4 separate regions of the Homo sapiens genome follow, and all the other regions are linked to region 4. Evidence: chromatin contacts called from ENCODE Hi-C or POLR2A ChIA-PET data. All regions are on one chromosome and are shown on one strand. Each heading gives the region's core, a stretch centred on a gene start or an enhancer-like site at or near the end of the contact. The rest is flanking DNA. Distances are from core to core; before and after follow the strand shown. Region 1 holds the start of LINC02913 (long intergenic non-protein coding RNA 2913). Region 2 holds the start of LINC00963 (long intergenic non-protein coding RNA 963). Region 3 holds the start of DYNC2I2 (dynein 2 intermediate chain 2). Region 4 holds the start of SH3GLB2 (SH3 domain containing GRB2 like, endophilin B2).

The links. A loop is a pair of places that touch in the nucleus more often than their neighbours do. ChIA-PET counts read pairs that join two places held with the same protein, here RNA polymerase II (POLR2A). Pooled maps may share reads with other maps.
Region 1: a loop to region 4 is called in a pooled map, with 3 times the contacts of the local background. The contact joins the promoter of LINC02913 here to the promoter of SH3GLB2 in region 4. A Hi-C loop is called at or near these places in 1 of 50 pooled maps. POLR2A ChIA-PET finds 5 or more read pairs at or near these places in 2 of 52 experiments (T-cell and activated T-cell).
Region 2: a map of PC-9 shows a loop between it and region 4 (4-fold over the local background). The contact joins the promoter of LINC00963 here to the promoter of SH3GLB2 in region 4. A Hi-C loop is called at or near these places in 2 of 168 maps with a recorded cell type or tissue (PC-9 and gastrocnemius medialis) and 10 of 50 pooled maps. POLR2A ChIA-PET finds 5 or more read pairs at or near these places in 1 of 52 experiments (HEK293).
Region 3: a loop to region 4 is called in a pooled map, with 6 times the contacts of the local background. The contact joins the promoter of DYNC2I2 here to the promoter of SH3GLB2 in region 4. A Hi-C loop is called at or near these places in 1 of 37 single-sample maps with no recorded cell type and 10 of 50 pooled maps. POLR2A ChIA-PET finds 5 or more read pairs at or near these places in 4 of 52 experiments (RWPE1, WTC11, activated naive CD4-positive, alpha-beta T cell and 1 more).

Annotation. Positions count from the first base shown.
Region 1 is chr9:129,317,903-129,322,439 of GRCh38, forward strand. LINC02913 (long intergenic non-protein coding RNA 2913) reads left to right here and starts at 3,114. Exons shown (of 2, transcript NR_149714.1): 1 at 3,114-3,144; 2 at 3,890-4,537. RefSeq lists enhancers at 2,584-2,643, 3,124-3,173, 3,496-4,064, 4,065-4,537 and a silencer at 2,804-2,923.
Region 2 is chr9:129,486,861-129,491,129 of GRCh38, forward strand. It overlaps LINC00963 (long intergenic non-protein coding RNA 963), which reads left to right and starts at 1,800. Exons shown (of 5, transcript NR_038955.1): 1 at 1,800-2,439. It overlaps LOC124900275 (extensin-like), which reads left to right and starts at 3,089. Exons shown (of 4, transcript XM_047424330.1): 1 at 3,089-4,268. The coding sequence starts at 3,621. The coding sequence ends at 4,223. RefSeq lists enhancers at 1-317, 978-1,637, 2,958-3,617, 3,618-4,269 and silencers at 1,646-2,005, 3,010-3,304.
Region 3 is chr9:128,653,950-128,658,665 of GRCh38, forward strand. DYNC2I2 (dynein 2 intermediate chain 2) reads right to left here and starts at 2,898. Exons shown (of 9, transcript NM_052844.4): 1 at 2,592-2,898. The coding sequence starts at 2,777. RefSeq lists enhancers at 2,310-2,954, 2,928-3,137, 2,955-3,598 and a silencer at 2,418-2,747.
Region 4 is chr9:129,025,680-129,030,252 of GRCh38, forward strand. SH3GLB2 (SH3 domain containing GRB2 like, endophilin B2) reads right to left here and starts at 2,652. Exons shown (of 11, transcript NM_020145.4): 1 at 2,413-2,652. The coding sequence starts at 2,475. RefSeq lists enhancers at 513-1,076, 1,077-1,640, 1,641-2,204, 2,889-3,628, 3,629-4,368 and silencers at 921-1,152, 2,035-2,544, 2,585-3,014.

The sequences.
Region 1 (4,537 bases), core at 1,864-4,363, 290 kb after region 4:
GGGCCCGGGCCCCTGAGTGACCACATGGAGCAGAGCCCTTGCCCCTCCCTCCACCAGCCCCCAGGAGACTGTAATGCAAGCAAGAAATAAACTTCTCTTCGGGGGCTGTTTCTTACATTTGTTATGACTAAGTCAACATTTTCATCATCCCCATCCAGGGGAAGTCCTTTTCCACTGAAAAGGAATCCATCTCAGGGCTCCTTTAAAATAGAGAGCTCCTCCAGTGCCTTTGGCCTGGGATCCCTGAAGCTGGAGAGTGTCTGCCTCCGGCCCTGAGCCTAGCGCCTGCCTGAACCTCAGGGCATCTTCTCTGGGGCTCTGATTTACAGTGACTCTGGGCTTCACCCCTTGCCCTCAGGTTCCCACCCCTGCTTTCCTCCTTCCTCGTGTCTGTAGTCTGTGGCCTTCTTCTTCCATCCTGCGGCCTCCCATTTACTTTGACCATTGTCTGGGGTTGAAAGACCAAGGTTCAGGGGTCAGGTGTATCTATTTTTTTCCCTTCTCCCTGACAAATTGCTCCCTGTGGGCAGGGCCCGCGCTGGCTCACTGTGAACTTCCTCCTACACAGTAGAAGGTTGAGCACACAGGGGCCGCTTCTGGAACGCCACATTCTTTGCAGTTCCACAGTGTGGAAGGCCCTGAGGGGGTTGCTCCCAGGATCCCATGTTCCCTGGGGCACTCGGATTCCAAAGAGAGAAGCCGGCCTCTGTTTCCGGCTCATTTCCTAAGTGAGCCACTGCAGGGCTCCAGAAAGGTGGAGTCCAGGCAGCTGGCTCTGGCCTCTTTTCCCAGCTACACACAGCATCCTGGCCCCTGTCCACAGCCCCTCCATGTCTGGGAGACCAAGAGACAGGTCTAATGCCGTGCCCAACCTATCCCCACTGTGGGAAACTCTTTCCATCACCCTTCCTCCCAGCGGGGACCACTTTCCACCTTTTAAATAATTAAGTTGGTCTCCAAACCACCAGTTACCAAACCCTTCTGCCCTTGGTAATCTTCCAAAAAATTTACAACAACAACTCTCCTTGCTGTGTGCCAGGCCCCAGGCTAAGCCACTTATACCCTAGATACCAATCCCTGGGGATGGATGTCATCAGTATCCCCATTTGACAGATAAGGAAGGTGAGGTTCAAAGGGCCTCCTGCCCCCCGTCGCCCCCGCCCTGGCCCTGTACCAGCTTCGAATGCAGTGGCAGGGGGCCACGATCTTGTGCCCAGGCCTGGTTCTCCTACCCCCAGCAGCGGGAGAGAATGCCGGGGAGGCACGAAGCCGATCCCTCCCCAGGGGGCTCCCACAGCTCCCAAGCTCACTGACACTTGGGTTTCCTTCCTCTCCTCTGGCCCTCCCCTGGCCCCCTCTGCTGCACCCCCAGCTTGTCCCACCCACCCTTGAGCTCGACCCCTCTCCCTCCCCGGTTCCCACCATCAAAAGCGCCTGCTGCAGGGCTTGGCTCTGTTTGGTTTCTCCAGAGCCTGCCCAGGGAGCTCTGCCTCTCGGAGGCTGTGTGCTCACTTTGCAAAACAGCAGAAATTTATAGCCCAAGTAATTGATCACGGCGCTTCTGCCTCCCTCCATCTCTCTCGGGCTCCTAATTCCCTTCTCCCGCTCTTCTCTTTTTTCTCAGCGCGCCATCTGTGGTGTCAGAGAAAAGGAAGCCAAAAGTGGGGGGGTGTTTCTAGTCCCAGTTCTGCCAATTACGAGTCACATGAACCTCAGTTTCCCCATCCGCAAAACGGAGAAGCTAATAATACCTGCTCACAAGTGTGCCGGGCCCGTGGAGGCCGGGGCCGGGAGGAGCACCCAGACGGAGTGACTTCTGGCCCTGAGCCACCCTGTGGGGGTGCAGGGTGGGGTGGGGGCCCACCTTCCCAATGGGGACACTGGGGCCAAGAGAGCTCGAGCCATTCACTCAGGGTCGCAGAGCTGGTAAACAGCAGCCCTGGGGCTTGAACCAGGTGAGTTGTACCTCAAAGACGGAACCATTAGGCCACACTCCCCCGACGCCGGCCCCAGGGCCCATCAGAAAACAGGTGAGCCTCCCCAGGCCTCCCAGACCCCTATTTCACTCCATTCTGGAGCTAACTGTGGGGCAGAAGGAGAGGCCACTAGGGCAAAGTGAACACTTTGCAAATTGTAGAGAGCCGCGAGGATGGAAGGAAACTTCACAATCATTCCCATCACTCTTCAGGGCCGGCCCCCCTGGATCAGACCCCTCCACTGTCTGGGAGACTCACTGGGACCTAAGAGCTTCCCTGGCCCTCAGTTGCTGTCTCTCCCTCCAGAGAAGCTGTATGAATAGCGGCCTCCCTCCGGCCAGGCCCCTACACCTGCCAGTCTCCAGGAAGGCCCACAGAACCTTGCAGAACAACTCACAAATGACCCCGAAGAGCACTTCACTCGCCCTTCCGTGGCAGATGAGGCAGCAGACCTGGGAGGGGAGGCCCAGGTTCCCGGCCCGAGCTCTGGGGGGCCCGGGGCTGGAAACTCCCCTCTGAGCCCCACTCCAGGGCGGGGCTGAGGCCATTCCTGACCCCTTCTGTTCGGTTCTGGGGGATGGGGGACGAGTGCTTCCAGGGGGGAAAGTGCTTGTCTTTTTTCCCCTCCGCCCTCAGTCTAGCTTGTCTCTGCCTGTGTACGTCTCTCTGTCTCTCGCTGTCTCTGTGTGTGTCTTTCTCTCCAAGCCCCCAGCCCGCAGGTACGGGCTTGCTTCCACCCGTGCGTGGCCCCCAAGACTGAGCACAGCTCCTCGGGTGTTTGCATCCAAGGTGCCCACAGCGCCCCGGCCTCCTCCCTTCCCCATGGCAGCCCCGGGGGTTGCTCTGGGCAGGGCGGTCCGCAGCTCGGGGGCGGCGGGCACGTTCTGTTCCCCGCTTTCGGGCGGGGACCGCAGGCTCCAGCCCCGGCGGCTGCCTGCTCCCGCCTGGCTGGCGGAGATGAGAGCCGGCTGCAGGGCTGGGAGCGAGGCAGCAGCACACAGAACAAACAGAATTTTTTTTTGCAACTAGAGGGGGAAGCACAGAGCTAAAAATAAAACGAAAAGATCAGTATCTGTCAGTCTGACAGCTGATTGGCTGCTCGGAGATGCATATAATTACCAGCAACTGGCGCTGGGTAGGCAAAGCCGGGAGAAACTGCTGAGACGAGGTTAGGATTTAACCTTTAAATTCTGGAGCCATCGGAAACCGAGGGGAGGACGACGGGTGTCGGTGCTAATGAGGCTGGGGGCGGGCGATGCGCGGTGGGCCTCCGAGTCCGGGGCAGGTCTCGGGGGTTCCCCGGGGAAGGCCCTGGGAGCCCTTGGCCCTGGCGGCCTCCGCCATCAGACTGGGAATGTCTCTGATTGGGTGGCCAGGAGGCGGTGGCCCTCCTCCCCGCCCAGCTGAGGGGTGTCGTCTTCCGCGAAGTTAGGGTCTCACCTGGGAGGCAAGGAGGGAGGGGGCTGCCTGAGGCCCTGGGCCCCTCCGGGACTGGCGCACCCCGTCTCACCCACATTCCTTCGCCTTTCCCTGCCCAGTGTGGATTTCCAAAACCCATCCCCGCTCCCCTCCTTCCTTCACCCCAAGTCACCCGTTCCCAGCTCTGTTTCTTGCCCCACCCAGGGAGGGCTTTTCCGCACCTCAGGCTTGTCCTAGGGCCCCCAGACAGACAAAAACTGCGGCAGTTGAGGGGTGTTGTGCTCTCCCTAAGCCTCAATTTCTTCATCTGTTAAAGGCAGGTGATGAAAATTGGGCCTACCTGGCTGCTGGTCAAATGCCAGGGCTGCTGTGGGCCCAGCCTTGCATGTTGACTCTCACCTGAGCCAGGAGTCAGGAGATCGGGGTTCTAGTCCAGCTGGGAATTGTCCCAGTGTGAATTGGGAGTAAGAGTTCCTGCCCTCTGACCTCTCCAGGTGGCAGCGGGGACCACGTGAGATGGCGTATGTGGCCTTGAGCGATAAACCTCACCTGTCGGGGGAGGTGGGCGAGGAAGCCTGCAGCTCCTGGAACCCACCACTTTTCTCTCCCAGGCCCTTGCCCAGGCTGTGGCCTCTGCCTGGAACCCCTTTTCTTCCCATCCGAGCCCTTCCCTTCAGTGCCTCTTCCTCTGGGAAGTCCTCTCTGGTGCCCAGCCCGTCCTCTTCTGCCCACTCTGGGTTTCGCACCCCATGCTTAGGCCCTGATTGCCTGCTTTGCACACAGGGCTGTGAGCTCCATGAGGGCAGGAACCACATGGCTGTTCACAGCTGTGTTGCCAGGGCCTGGCCTGGAGACCCTCAGGAAGTGAGACATCTGAATCCTCTGCTCTGTGACCCTGGCAGCCAGGTAGAGCCATCTTGGCCATGGCACCCAGGCTTGGAGCAAGCAGCAGCCTCATGGGTGGGGAACCACGTTTCCCCAGCACATCGGCAGGCCCTAAGGGGACATTCGCTTGGCTCTGCCCTCAGAGCACTGATGCCCGGGGGACACTGCCCTTTGTGTGTCCCATGTAAGAGAGGATGCAACCTTAGAGGGGGCAGGGGTAAACATGGTCCCAGGCCCTGTTGTCCCCTCCTAAGAAA
Region 2 (4,269 bases), core at 550-3,049, 460 kb after region 4:
GAAAAGGCTCAGGGGACATGGCTGGGACACAACTTCCAGCCCAGCCCTGCGTGGGCAGAGAGGAGGGAACAGTCCATCTATTCTAGGCTGGACGTGAGAGGGAGGACGGCCTTGGCTCAACCCGGGGTAAGGCAGGCTGACCAGCCCCTGGGGTTATTTGGCTTGGCAGTCAGAGGAGGACAAGTTGCAGGAGAGAGAATCAAAGATTCAGGCTGCCTAGTGTGGCCACCGCCCCATCAGCCCTAAGATGATCGCAGCCCCTTTCTGGCCACTGAATATGTGGGCACCCCAGACCTCTGTGGCAAGGCTGGGTGAGAGCTGTCTTTTGTGCACAGGTGCCCCTAGTCCCCCACCACTAGTGAGCATTCACACACAGAGGTGAACAGCCCCCTTGTGGGCCTGGAGGCTCCTAGGCCAGGTAGAGATGACCAGAGTAGGGAGCAGAGAATCCCCAGTGCCTAGCACAGTGACTGGCACTGAAGCATTTGTTGGATGAATGAATGAGTGATTGCCTGACCTCAGGCCCAGGGAGGAAGGCCTGGTGTGCAGGGCAGCTCCTGGGAGGCTTCAGGGATGGGGAGAGGACAGAGAGGGACTGGGAGAGCCACAGGAAGGCAGCCTCATCTGATGACTGACTTGGGAGGGAAACAGAATGTGGGCTGTGTTTCTGGGGAAACACCCCCCTGATGCCCGGGCACCCAGGAACTTCCAGGTACCCCCGGATCACCCCAGTGAGGACACTCCACAATTCCCCAGGAGGCATCACAGTGGGGCCGTTAAACCCAGGGACTTGGGATTCAGACACTTCTGGGCTCCAGTCCACCCCTCACTGGCTGGACCAGTTGCCTCAGTTTCCCTATGTGCACGGGGGACGGATAGGACCACGTGCTGCACAGGTTTGCTGGGAAGGCCATATGAGAGGTGCCGGCTCAGCACATCCTGTCTGCCATTGTTACAAACAACAGCACGGGAGAGTCGGGGAGCAGAGTCGGCCAAACGCAAGACCCTGGGCTCTGGCTTCCCTGTGCTACTGACCTATGGGGTGGCTTTGGACAAGGCCCAGCCTTTCTCCAGGCCTTAGTTTCCCCATTTGTACAGTCAGGCCCTGCTAACTTGGACAGACTTTGGCCCTTCTCCAAGCCCCACAGAGACATCAGAGACATGTGCACACACGGCCCTGGGATTGCCGACAGACACACAGGCACACATAGGCACGTACACACAGGCATACAGACACAGGCACAGACTCACACTCGGCCCCTCCCCACTCACACTCGCTCACACTCATGCTCACACTCACACCAACCCCCCTCCCCCAAATCTGCTGCGCACCAACGGTTGGTGCGAGCGGGGTTGAGAACGGGAGGAAAAAAGCCCACGACTCAGCCCGGGAAGAGGGGTGCGGTGGGGGAAGGGCGGGCGAGGGAAATGACAGCCCGCGGTCCCCCTCGAGTCCCGGCTCATGAATATTAATACGGCGGTAATTAAAATGCAGGGACGCAGCAGGATGGATGCGGCTGCCTCCGGAGCGCGGGGGAGCGCGGAGTCTTTGCAGGCGGGTGAAGCCCGCTCCTCGCCGGCGAAAAGCGGGGCCGGGCTCCGGGGCCTGGGTCCGGGGCGGGCGGGAGTGGGGACATTTTTCGTGGTCCCGAGCGTCCCGTCCCGGCGTCCCCGCCCCCGCCCCGCGGCCGCCTCTCCACGCCCTGCCCCGGGCCGCCCGCCAGGCCGCCGTTTCCCGGAGCCGGCCCCCTCCCGCCCTCGCGGCCGGCTGATGTCATCTGCACACAACTTTCCGCTTCCCGGCCCGTCTCGGGGCCCTGAGTCATCGCCGCCCCCGGCCCCGACGCTGGCCTGCGGCGTCTGTTTGTGCAGAGCGAGGCCCCGCCGGCCGGGCTTGACGTCAGGCTGGCAGGGCCTGGAACGGCCCCGCATCGCGGCCCCCTGGGGGCAGGACGACACCGCTGGGGGCCGAGGGCAGGGCACGCCTTCGGAATCCGGCTTCGAAGCCGGCCGCCTGACCTGGGGCAAGTGCTTTCAACTCTCTGAACTTCGGTTCCTCATCTGCCAGTTGGCAGACGCTCAGCAAATCTTCCTAGACTCACGGGGCGAATTGTACAGTTGGGTAAATCGAGGCCCAGAGATGGCAAAAGGACCGTCCAAGGTCGTACAGCCACCCGGAATTACAATTCTTTTCTGCCGGGTCACACGCTGTCATCCACGTGTTACCTAAGAGAGCTTTCCAGCCTGTGCTAAGAAAACTGCCCCACATCATCTGCAGTAGGACGGGGGAGTTGGAGCCCTGGTCAGGCCACTCTGCTACTGACCACAGTTTTCTCATCTCTAAAAAGGCGCAGTAACAATATAATTACCGTATGCAGTCCCCCAGGATACAGGGTCAAAGGAGAGCACAACCATCGCAGTTGGAAGCCCATGGGGCAGGTGAGTCACTGTTGTCACTACTGGGGTCAATTTTTTTTTTTTTCTTTTTGAGACGGAGTCTCGCTCTTTCCCCAGGCTGGAGTGCAGTGGCGCGATCTCGGCTCACTGCAAGCTCCGCCTACCGGGTTCACGCCATTCTCCTGCCTCAGCCTCCCGAGTAGCTGGGACTACAGGCACCCGCAGCCACACCCGGCTAATTATTTGTATTTTTAGTAGGGACGGGGTTTCACCGTGTTAGCCAGAATGGTCTCATCTCCTGACCTCATGATCCACCCGTCTCGGCCTCCCAAAGTGCTGGGATTACAGGCGTGAGCCACCGCGCCTGGGGTCACTATTGAAGTTGGCTAATGTCACTATTGAAGTCAAGTGAGAGAGAGGGCCCTCTTGGAGTCAGACCACCTAGGTTCAAATTCTGGATCCTGCTTCCGGCTCCTTTCCTCTGTCCCCCTTCTCCCCTCGGTGCCCTCCAACCAGTGGGCCTGGGAAAGCGTGTTCATGCTGGAAATGCCTGCCCAGCCCTTGCCCAGTCACACAGAGCAAGTGCCCCAGAAATGTCCTGAACCTCAGTTTACTGAGGGGAAACTAAGAACCTTCTGGCTACAGCTCTTGGGCTGAGCAGGGATTAGGCTCGGGTCTGCGATCCCAGGCCCTGCGGCCTCCCAGAGGCTTGGTTGAGAGCTCTGGCTCTCACTCCCCCACCTCCACCCAGCACCTGCCCCGGTCCAGGCTCACCCCCTACCCCTCCACCTGGTCAGTGGTGGCTCGGCCTCCTCTCAGCCCCTCCACCCCTCCTGGCTGTACACACCCTCAAGCTAACGGAATTCAAACTGGTGGAGGAAGGCCTGCCCTGTCCCTCCCAGCCCCTGCCTCTCCCTCCCTACTCCCAGCCTCACTGGACCACTTTCAAGTCCTCCAGTGCTCCAGGCTCCATCTTCATGCCTCCAGGCCTTTGCACGTGCTGGTCCCTCTCCCATTCTCCTGGTTAACTCCTCCACCTCCATCCGAGCTAGGATCTTCCCCTGGAGAGTGTCCCGGTTAGCACTACCCCACAACACACACACACACCGACATACACGCCCCACATCACAGGGACCACATCCCACACAGGCACAGACACACTGCATGACGCAGATCACAGGCACAAAGGTGCATGCGTGCACACATACACACTCCCACTCCATATGCCAATACACTTATCCCCCTACTCCCACATCACACAGACGGTTCCACACACTCCTCACACGCTCTGGCCACACAGTAAACACACACAGACCACAGAGCTCATGTCTGGGCTGCCCTGGTGCCCTCCTCTGGGCTCGTGCCCCCAGCCTCAGCATTTACCCCCCATTGAGGGCAGGGACCCACCCAGCTCCGTTTTCCTCCATTTCAGCTCAGGGCCCTGCACCAAGTCTCTCCCAGTTGTTGCTTGGACCCGGACTCCTCCCACAGTCACCACTGTCACAGTCCCACCTCCTTCAAGGTCTCAAACACCCCTCCCCTGTTTCTGGCAGGAGCCGTCCTCACTCCCTCTATTGCCTCTCCAGACCCAGACTTCACCCTCAGGTCACCCTCACCTGGACTTTGGGGTGCCCCACACCCCGCCCCAGGCCCTGGCCTCTGGAATATTTGGAAACTTGAACTGGGCCAGAGGCTTAAGCTCACATCTGTCTGGAGCCTCAACTTTCTCCTCTGTAAAATGGGCTAACACTGAAAGAACCTTGCAGAATCTCAGCAACGTCACAGAGGACATTGTTAGCACAGCCAGCGGGCTCCTGCTGGGCTGAGTTTGTGGGTAATCCAAGCCTCGGCAGGTACAGTTCCTCCCTCAGG
Region 3 (4,716 bases), core at 1,648-4,147, 370 kb before region 4:
GCAGCGAGCCGAGATTGCGCCACTGCACTCCAGCCTGGGTGGCAAAGCCAGACTCCATCTCAAAAGAAAACAAAAAACAAAAACAAAATGTTCAGCAAGAGCTATTTTGAGTATTGCTTAAAAGCCAGTGCATCTGAATCATCAATTGACCTGCGATAAGGATGGACAGTTAACTAAACCACCTAGTGCCCTGGCTTTCCCTGAGAACCGTTCCCATACAGCACAGCAAAGCGGGAAGTGCGTGCAAGCCACATCAGATCCTGGCTTCAGCTGGGCAGACTTCTAGGCCTGAGGTAAGAAATCTGTCCTCAAGAGTAAGATTTCATGGAAACCTCACTGGCCTTGGGGAGGATTTGGGCTCTCTGCAGGTTCATGCAGCAAGCTAAGCCTCAGTATTCTCTTCTGGGACGTGTGCAGCACCCAATGCTGCTCATTTTCAGAGGAAAAACATAAGTCCTTACAATACTCTGACAGCCCCCACCTGACCTGCCTTTCCTTTCCTTACCCTCTCTGACCTCACCTGGGACCACTCTTCCCCACCCCTCACTCCTCTCCAGCCCCACCTGCCTCCTCAAACAGACAGATTTGCCCTAGGGCCTTTGCACTGACCTTTTTTTCCCCCTGTAAAGTTAGGGTCTCATTCTGTTACCCAAACTGGAACACAGTGGTGCAATCATAGCTCACTGCAGCCTCCAACTCCTGGGCTCAAGGGATCCTCCTGCCTCAGCTGCTCAAGTAGCTGGAAATACAGGCACAATGCCAGGGCACCCTACTTTGCACTTGACTTTTCATCTCCTTAGATGACTCTACCCCAGGTATCCACTTAGCCCACGCTCACTCCTCCAAATCTTTGCTAAAATGTCACCCTCACTGTAGCCCACCTGGCAAACCACCCTCTCAATCCCCAACCCAGTCCTTCCAATCTCTCAGCTTTCTCTTTTGTCCACGGCACTATTCACCTTCTAACACACTGCATAATTTACTTATTAAATATACTGTTAATGTTACAGCCGTTGCCACTGCCCCATGTAAGCTCGAGGAGGGAGAGATGTCCGTCTTCTTCTCTGATGAGTCCCCAACCCTTGAACCGCTCCTAGCACACAGCAGGTGCTCAAGCTGAAAGTCCGCACAGACCCCTTGGGAGAGGCCTTGAGCACGCAGCATCTCATCTCATCAGAGCATCTCCTTTCGTGTGCGTTTGATTAAACACCTGGAAAACTGGCTTATCTAGAATTTACAATGCAGTTTGGTCATTTAAAAGTTAGCCTGGGCCGGCGCGGTGGCTCACACCTGTAATCCCAGCACTTTGGGAGGCCGAGGCGGGTGGATCACAATGTCAGGAGATCGAGACCATCCTGGCTAACACGGTGAAACCCCGTCTCTACTAAAAAAAAAAAAAAAAAAAAAAAAAATTAGCCGGGCGTGGTGGCGGGCGCCTGTAGTCCCAGCTACTAGGGAGGCTGAGGCAGGAGAATGGCATAAACCCGGGAGGCGGAGCTTGCAGTGAGCAGAGATCGCGCCATTGCACTCCAGCCCGGGCGACAGAGCGAGACTCCGTCTCCAAAAAAAAAAAAAAGAGAAAGAAACCAAGTAGCGCCGAAACCAAGTAGCTGGCACTACTACACTCCAGCCTGGGCGACAGAGTGAGACTCTGTCTCAAAAAAAAGAAAAAAAAGAAGGCCGGGCGCGGTGGCTCACGCCTGTAATCCCAGCACTTTGGAAGGCCGAGGAGGGCGGATCACGAGGACAGGAGATGGAAACCATTCTGGCTAACACTGTGAAACCCCGTCTCTACTAAAAAATACAAAAAAATTAGCCAGGCGTGCTGGCGGCCGCCTGTAGTCCCAGCTACTGGGGAGGCTGGGGCAGGAGAATGGCGTGAACCTGGGAGGCGGAGTTTGCAGTGAGCCGAGTTCGCGCCACTGCACTCCAGCCTGGGCGACAGAGCGAGACTGTCTCAAAAAAAAAAAAAAAAAGCCTGAACGCGGTGGCTCACACCTGTAATCCCAGCACTTTGGGAGGCCGAGGAAGGAGGACAGCTTAAGCCCAGGAGTTGGAGACCAGCCAGGGCAACACATGGAGACCCCATCTCTACAAGATAATAAATAAATAAACAGCCAGCGTGGTGGCCCGCGCCTGAGGTCCCAGATACTCTGGATGCGCAGGTGGGAGGATCGCTCAGCACCGGGGGCTGAGGCTGCAGTGAGCCGAGATCGCACCACTGCACTCCAGCCTGGGCGACAGAGCGAGACCCTGTTCAAAAAAAAAAACACAAAACAAAACCAAAAAAAGTTGTTTGAAATGCTTAAAAACTACAGTTCACACAAAATCCTTCAAAACGTGGGATCCTTGGAGGTGTTTTGTTTTTCCACTTTTTGTTGTTAAAAAATGGGCCGAAAGTATCCTCTGGGTCAGTTTCTGTGGAATAAACTGTAAAGGCAAACGGTGGGACGCCCGAACCCGCCCGGCAGCCACGGTGGGACGCCCGAACCCGCCCGGCAGCCACGGTGGGACGCCCGAACCCGCCCGGCAGCCGCGCTGCGACCCCGCCTTCCCGCCCGCGTCGCTCCGCGCGGGGCCCGCGCCCTCACCGTCTCCCAGCGGATGCCCTGGACGGCCCTCCACTGCGAGGGCACGGACGCCACACCCAGGGTCTCGTCCTGCAGCGGCCCTGGCCGCCCCGGCCCCGGGCCGCTCGCAACCCCGACTGTCGCCAGCGCCGCAACACCAGCGCTTCCCGCCTGGCTGAGTGGCCCCGGCTGCGCGCGGGTTGCCATGGAGACGGTTCCGCCCTCTCGTGCGGACGCACTCAGGCGCGACCTCCGCCCCTACGCCGCCATGAGCGGAAAACGGGGAATGTGAGGCTGACGGCGCCATGTTTGAATTGGTCGCAGCGCCTCCTGCAAGACCTGGAAGAAAGAAAAGTAACGATTCTTCTCGGCCAGAGAGAGAAGCATGACCGGTTTTGCATACCCTGTCCCCAGAAAAAGCACTCTAAGAGTAGGCGCGCTACTCCTGGGCGAGGAAACTGCGGAAGTGAGGCATTGGTGCCAGGTTCAAAGATGGCGCTGAGCAGCCAAGCGCAGAAGCGAAGAGAGGGCGGCAGCCTGCGGCCGTGGCCGGCCCGCGAGGTCTGGGCCTGGGAGCGCAGATCTGGCTGAGCAGCTGATTCTTCCAGCAGATCCGAGAACCGCGCCACTCGAACAGGCTGTCACCTCGAAGCCAAGTGATCTCCCTTTAATCCTCAGTCTCTGTCTCAATAGAATGATGATGAAAAATATTCCTACGGAGATCCTAAATGTGGTTAAAAAGCTGGGAGGCCCAAATGAGGTCTTCTACAGAAACATGCTTATTAAATCGAAATTAAAAGCAAATAACTAAATAATGTGCCTACTGTGTGTCAGGCAAAGAGCCCAGAACGTCTCTTTCTTATTAAGTTCTCACCCTGAGGAAAGAATTGCTTTTTATACTATATTATGTCGTTCTGCCATTCCGCGCGCCCCACCGGAATTAAAAAAACTGGAGATTCTGACCTGAGGACTAAAAAATAAAAATAAAGAATAAACAAATAGGCCAGGTGCGGTGGCTCACACCTGTAATCCCGGTACTTTGAGAGGCCAAGGCAGGAGGATCGCTTGAAGCCAGGAGTTCGAAACCAGCCTGAGCAACATAGTGAGAGCCCGTCTCTACAAAAAAAATGTTTTAAAACTTAGCTGGGCATGGTGGCACGTGCCTGTAGTCCCACCTACTCGGCAGGCTGAGTGTAAAGATCCCTTGAGTCCAGTAGTTTGAGGCTGCAGTGAGCTATGATTACACCACTACACTACAGCCTGAGTGATAGAGCAAGACCCTATCTCTAAAAAAATAATAATAGGCCAGACGAGATGGCCAGCACTTTGGAAGGCCAAGGCAAGAGGATCACTTGAGCCCAGGAGTTTGAGACCTGCCTGGGCAACACAGCAAGACTCCCTCTCTACAAAAAAAAATTTTTTAATTGGCCAGGCATAGTGGCACACACCTGTAGTCCCAGCTGCTCCGGAGGCCAAGGTGAGAGGATCCCTGGAGTCAGGGAAATTGAGGCTGCAGAGAGCCCTGATTGAACCACGCTGTGCTTTAGCCTGGACAAGAGAGTGAGACCCTGTCTCAAAATAATAATAATAATAACAACAAAATAATAAAAAAATTCTAAAAAATGATCTGGGAAGGATAGATGCTACTTTTTTTTTTTTTTTTTAAGACAGAGTCTCACTCTGTCGCCCAAGGTGGAGTGCAGTGGCGTGATCTCGGCTCACAGCAACCTCCACCTCCCCAGTTCAAGCGATTCTCATGCCTCAGCCTCCCAAGCAGCTGGGATTACAGGCACATGCCACCACACTGGGCTAATTTTTGTATTTTTAGTAGAGAAGGGTTTCACCATGTTGGCCAAGCTGGTCTGGAACTCCTGATCTCAAATGATCTGCCCGCCTCAGCCTGCCAAAGTGCTGGGATTACAGGCGTGGGCCACTGCGCCCAGCCTGTTTGTTTTTTTTTGAGACAGAGTCTCGCTTTGTCGTCCAGGCTGGCGTGCAGTGGCACTATCTTGGCTCACAACAACCTCCACCTCCCAGGCTCAAGTGATTCTCCTGCCTCAGCCTCTCGAGTAGCTGGGATTACAGGCAACCGCCACCACGCCTGGCCAATTTTTTGTATTTTTAGTAGAGATGGGGTTTCACCGTG
Region 4 (4,573 bases), core at 1,402-3,901:
TCAGGAGCTACCCTGATGGTACCAAGGGCATCACCCTAAATGTGCACCTCAACACCTCCCCTCCTTACCAAGGTTCAGAGCAGCACTCCCCACCCCGCCCTCCCTTACAGGCCACATCTGCCCAGGTGAGAAGTTCTACCAGGCTTTCCCAAACTAGACGGCATCCATCCCATGTCCACTGCAGTCTGCCTAGCTCCATGATGACGATGCCACCACCTCTCTGGACTTTATAAGTATTACTTCTACCACTACTATTACTGTTACTGCAATTACTACTAATAGTATTAGTACTATCACTCCTCCTGCCCTCTCCCACCCCCACTGGCATCTTGTCCAAATCTGCCTTAGGTTTTCTTGCCTCGGTGCCCTTATCTGGGCTGCTCCTGCCACTTGGACCAACATCATGAGCCCCTCCCTACTTTCTGAGCACAGTTCAGGGGCCCTCCATGCAGGAGACCATCCCAGAATGACCCATACAAAAGGGATCCTGCCCTCTGGATCCTCATCTCAGGGCCAAGGCCTTGTTCCTTGCTGGATCGGGGAGGCTCTTAAAGTTGTTTCTTGTACCTGCAGGGACTGGGAGGTTCCTGAGCCCATCACATGTATTGATCATAAAGAACCCCTCTCCCATCCCTCCTGACTGTCTCCCATCCAGGCCAGCTTGGTCTCAGGCGGAGCCCCTCTGTGGCCTCTCCTGCCAGGTCACATTTCAGGCCTCTCTATCCCCTGGCCTGCCACTCTGCCCCAATCCTGCCAAGAGGAAGGGGTTTGGTGCTGGAGTCCGAGGCTGCTCCCGGGAAAATGGCAGCAGTGGGGTGGGCGTGCAGAGCAGAGAAAGCCTCTATTTATAAAGCTCTCAGCTCCCTCCCTCCCACCCCGAGGCTGGGGCCTGACTGCTGGCTCCCACTCCAGTAACAGTGACCCTGTGGGGCAGCTCCCACCAAGCGGAGCCACACCTAGGCCCTGCCCTGCCTAGGTCCTGAGAGCCCTGGCCAGGTCAGGCAGCAGGGCCCCAGCCCTAGCAGGGAACTGGCAGATCAGGTTCTTCCCAGATGTGGGAGATAGTGTGGTTGCCATACCAACAGCAGAGTGGGTTCCCCCCTCCCAGATGGACTGGGGCCGTCCAATCCGAGGGGCTCTGGGATCCTGGCATCTCCACTAGGGCTGGGGCTGCCCACCAGACTTGGAACACATTAAGCAGTGAATTCTCGCTGGGATGCTAATCCTCAGCGGGACACAGCACCTTCTAGTAAACATGACTACATGGGTTGCTGGCTGGGTGTGGGCTCCTGGGGAGGGGAGTGCCCGGGTTGGGGGTGGGGAGAGAACTGTACTCAACAGAAACAACAACGATGACAACGACAACGACAAAGACAAGACTACAGGACCTGCTCCCAGAACCCTGGGATGGGCCAGCCCCGGGCCTGCGGAATCCCACTGAATCCCATAACCACGGTGTTACACCAGATTTACAGAAGGGGAGGGCGGGGCTCTGAGAGAAGTGACTTGTCCAAGGTCACATGCTGCACAGGTGCAATATTAACCACTTTGACACCAATAATGAGCTTGCCTTTGGTGAGCACACATATGCAGAGTCCCACAGAATCCTCGCATCTGTCCTGGGAGGCAGGAATACTGATCCCATTTTTCAGACTGAGAAACTGAGGCCCAGTGAGATGAAGGCCCCTCCCCCAAGGTCACAGGAGGGCACATTCCCACCCACACCTGACCCTAGGTCTTCCCATGATGTTGAGTTGCCTGTTACTCTCTGCCCCTAAACGGATAGGACTTCTTCCAATCTCAGCATCGTGGGCCTGGACAGCTTCCCAGCCAGACCCCAGCCCTCTCTCCATCCCCCAGGCCCAGGGACCAAGGAAACAGACCTCCCGTGGAGCAGAAAAGAAACAACTCCTGGCTTCCGGCCTGACTATCCAAACGTGTGAAATGGCCATGAGGGACTCATGGCACCAGCCGCCCATTGCACAGGTGCGGAGACTGAGGCTCGGAGAAGGGGTTGTGGTGGACGCATGAGTCCCTGGGCCTGGGACCCAGGTCGCTAAATGCCCCGCCAGGCGCCAGTCACTGCTGGACAAGGGCAGGGAGGTAGCACCCAGCCGGTGCCTCCTCCCCTCCTCAGCCAGGCAGGCGCCAGGGGAGCAGGGTAACCCAACCAGCCCAAAGGGTGGGCACCGGTGCCTCGCCCCAGGCAGCAGGGCCAAGGCCCGGCTCGGGCCGCACGGGCTCTTTCCCTCTTCCGGTCAGCAAGGGCTCAGGGGGGCAGAGGTGTGCCGCGGCGGGGACGAGGGCAGCAGCCCGGGAGGGCTTTCCCGCGTCCCCAGGCGTCTGCCGCAGGGTGCTCCCCGCCCGCCGCACATCCGGGCCCCCGGCGCACGGCGCGACGCCAGGCCTCACCTGCACCGCCCGGGTGAAGAAGATGCCCGCGTCCGACGCCAGCTTCTTCATGTTGAAGTCCATGGCGTGCCCGCACGGCCGCCGCGCACGGCCCGAGCGCAGCCGGCAGCCCCCGGCCCAGCCGCCGCCGCCAACCGCACCCCGCCCACCTGCTGCGGGGCACCAGCCCTCCGCGCACCCGCCTGCCGGCCTGCCCGCCTGCCCGCCCGCCGCAGCCGCCGAGCCAGCCCGAGCGCGCAGGGCGGGGCGCGGAGGCCGCGGGTCGGAGCCAGAGGGGCGGGGGCGGAGCTGGCGGTGCCGGGGCGGGACGGGACGGCAGTGGGGCGGAGCTAGAGGGGCGGGGGCCGGGCTGGTTGGCGGAAGCCGGGCGGAGTCGGAGGGGGCGGGACTGGCGGGACAGGGGCGGAGCGAGAGGGCAGTGGGGCGGAGCTACATGGGTGGGGGCGAGGCCTTGGCGCGGCCAGAGCGGGGGTTGGTCTGGGGAGCAGGTTGTGCTGGGCAGGGCTCGCTGCTGGGCAGTGCTCGCTGCTGCCCCCATGCGCCTGCCGCCGCGGATTGGGCCGGCCTCTTTTTTTCCTTTTACTAAAATTATTAAAACTGGAACACATGTGCTCTTAGATGATTGCAGGTACACGCCATAATTACATATTATTTGCCATCTTACCAATGCTTTTCAAAAGTTTTAATTGATAAATATATATTTACGGCCTACAAGGTGATGAAATTGTGGAATGATGAAATCAAGTTAATTGACATATCCATCACCTCACCTACTTTTTTTGTGGTTAGAACATTTCAAATGTACTCTTTTAGCAATTTTGAAATATGCAATACTTTTTTTTTTTTTTTGTAGACAGAGTCTTGCTCTGTCGCCCAGGCTGGAGTGCAGTGGCGCGATCTCGGCTCACTGCAGCCTCCACCTGCCGGGCTCAAGCGATTCTCCTGCTTCATTCAGCCTCCCGAGTAGCTGGGACTACAGGCGCCCACCAACATGCCCCGCTAATTTTTTGTACTTTAGGAGAGACAAGGTTTTGCCATGTTGCCCAGGGTGGTCTTGAACTCCTGATCTCAGGCAATCTGCCTGCCTCAGTCTCCCAAAGTCACTAAGTGACTGAGTAGTCACCAATATGTGCAACAGATCTCTAAAATGGGCCTCTCTTGCTTTCTCCTCCCACCACCCAGGCCTGCTGCCTCTCCCCTGTTTGTGCCTCTTCATCTCCGCTCTTTATTCACACCCCCTCCCTCCCATTCCCATTTCTTCCACTCTGTTTCCCTTGGGTTTCCTCCCGTTACTCCTCCTCTCTGACCTCTCCTCCTCTCTTCTGCCCTGACCTTGGTGACTGAGCCGGAGTCAGGCTTGGGACTTGCCCTCCACCGCTGGAACAGCTGTTTGTCAGCCTGGGAGGCCCTGTGGCTTCCCCAAATTGGAGGAGGGTTGGGGTGGCGGTCACGGGAAGGGAGGGGGTTCTGGAGCTGGGGCCTGGAGCCCCCTGTGTGGTGAGAGGAGGAGATCAAAGGTTGGGTGACTGTCAGGGTGGAGAGAATGAGCTGCCCTGGGAGCACAGATGTGTGATAACCTTGAAACCAGCTCCTCACAGCCCCAGGCAAGGAGATGACCTACAGGTGCTCCTGACCCCAAATGCCTTCCCTTGGGGCTCAGATAGAGGCTTTGTACTGGTCTTCACCTCTCCTTGCTGTCTACCTCTAGGTTTCCTCTTTTTTTTTTTTTTTCTTTTTGAGATGGAGTCTCGCTCTTTCACCCAGGCTGGAATGCAGTGGCACCATCTCAGCTCACTGCAGCCACCGCCTCCCGGGGTCTAAGCGATTCTCCTGCCTCACCCTCCACAGTAGCTGGGATTACAGGCATGTGCCACCACGCCCGGCTGATTTTTGTATTTTTAGTAGAGACGGGGTTTCACCATGTTGGTCAGGCTGGTCTTGAACTCCTGACCTCGTGATCCACCTGCCTCCGCCTCCCAAAGTGCTGGGATTACAGGTGTGAGCCACCACGCCCGGCCTAGGTTTCACCTTTGAACCCAGTGGAGAGCTCTGTTCCCAAGCTGTACCCTCTTCTATCTGGCTTTGTTCATCTTTCTATACTTACCCCAGTTTCTGTCACCTATCCCAGCATGGCTCTGCAGGGTGAGCCTCAAGTCACCTG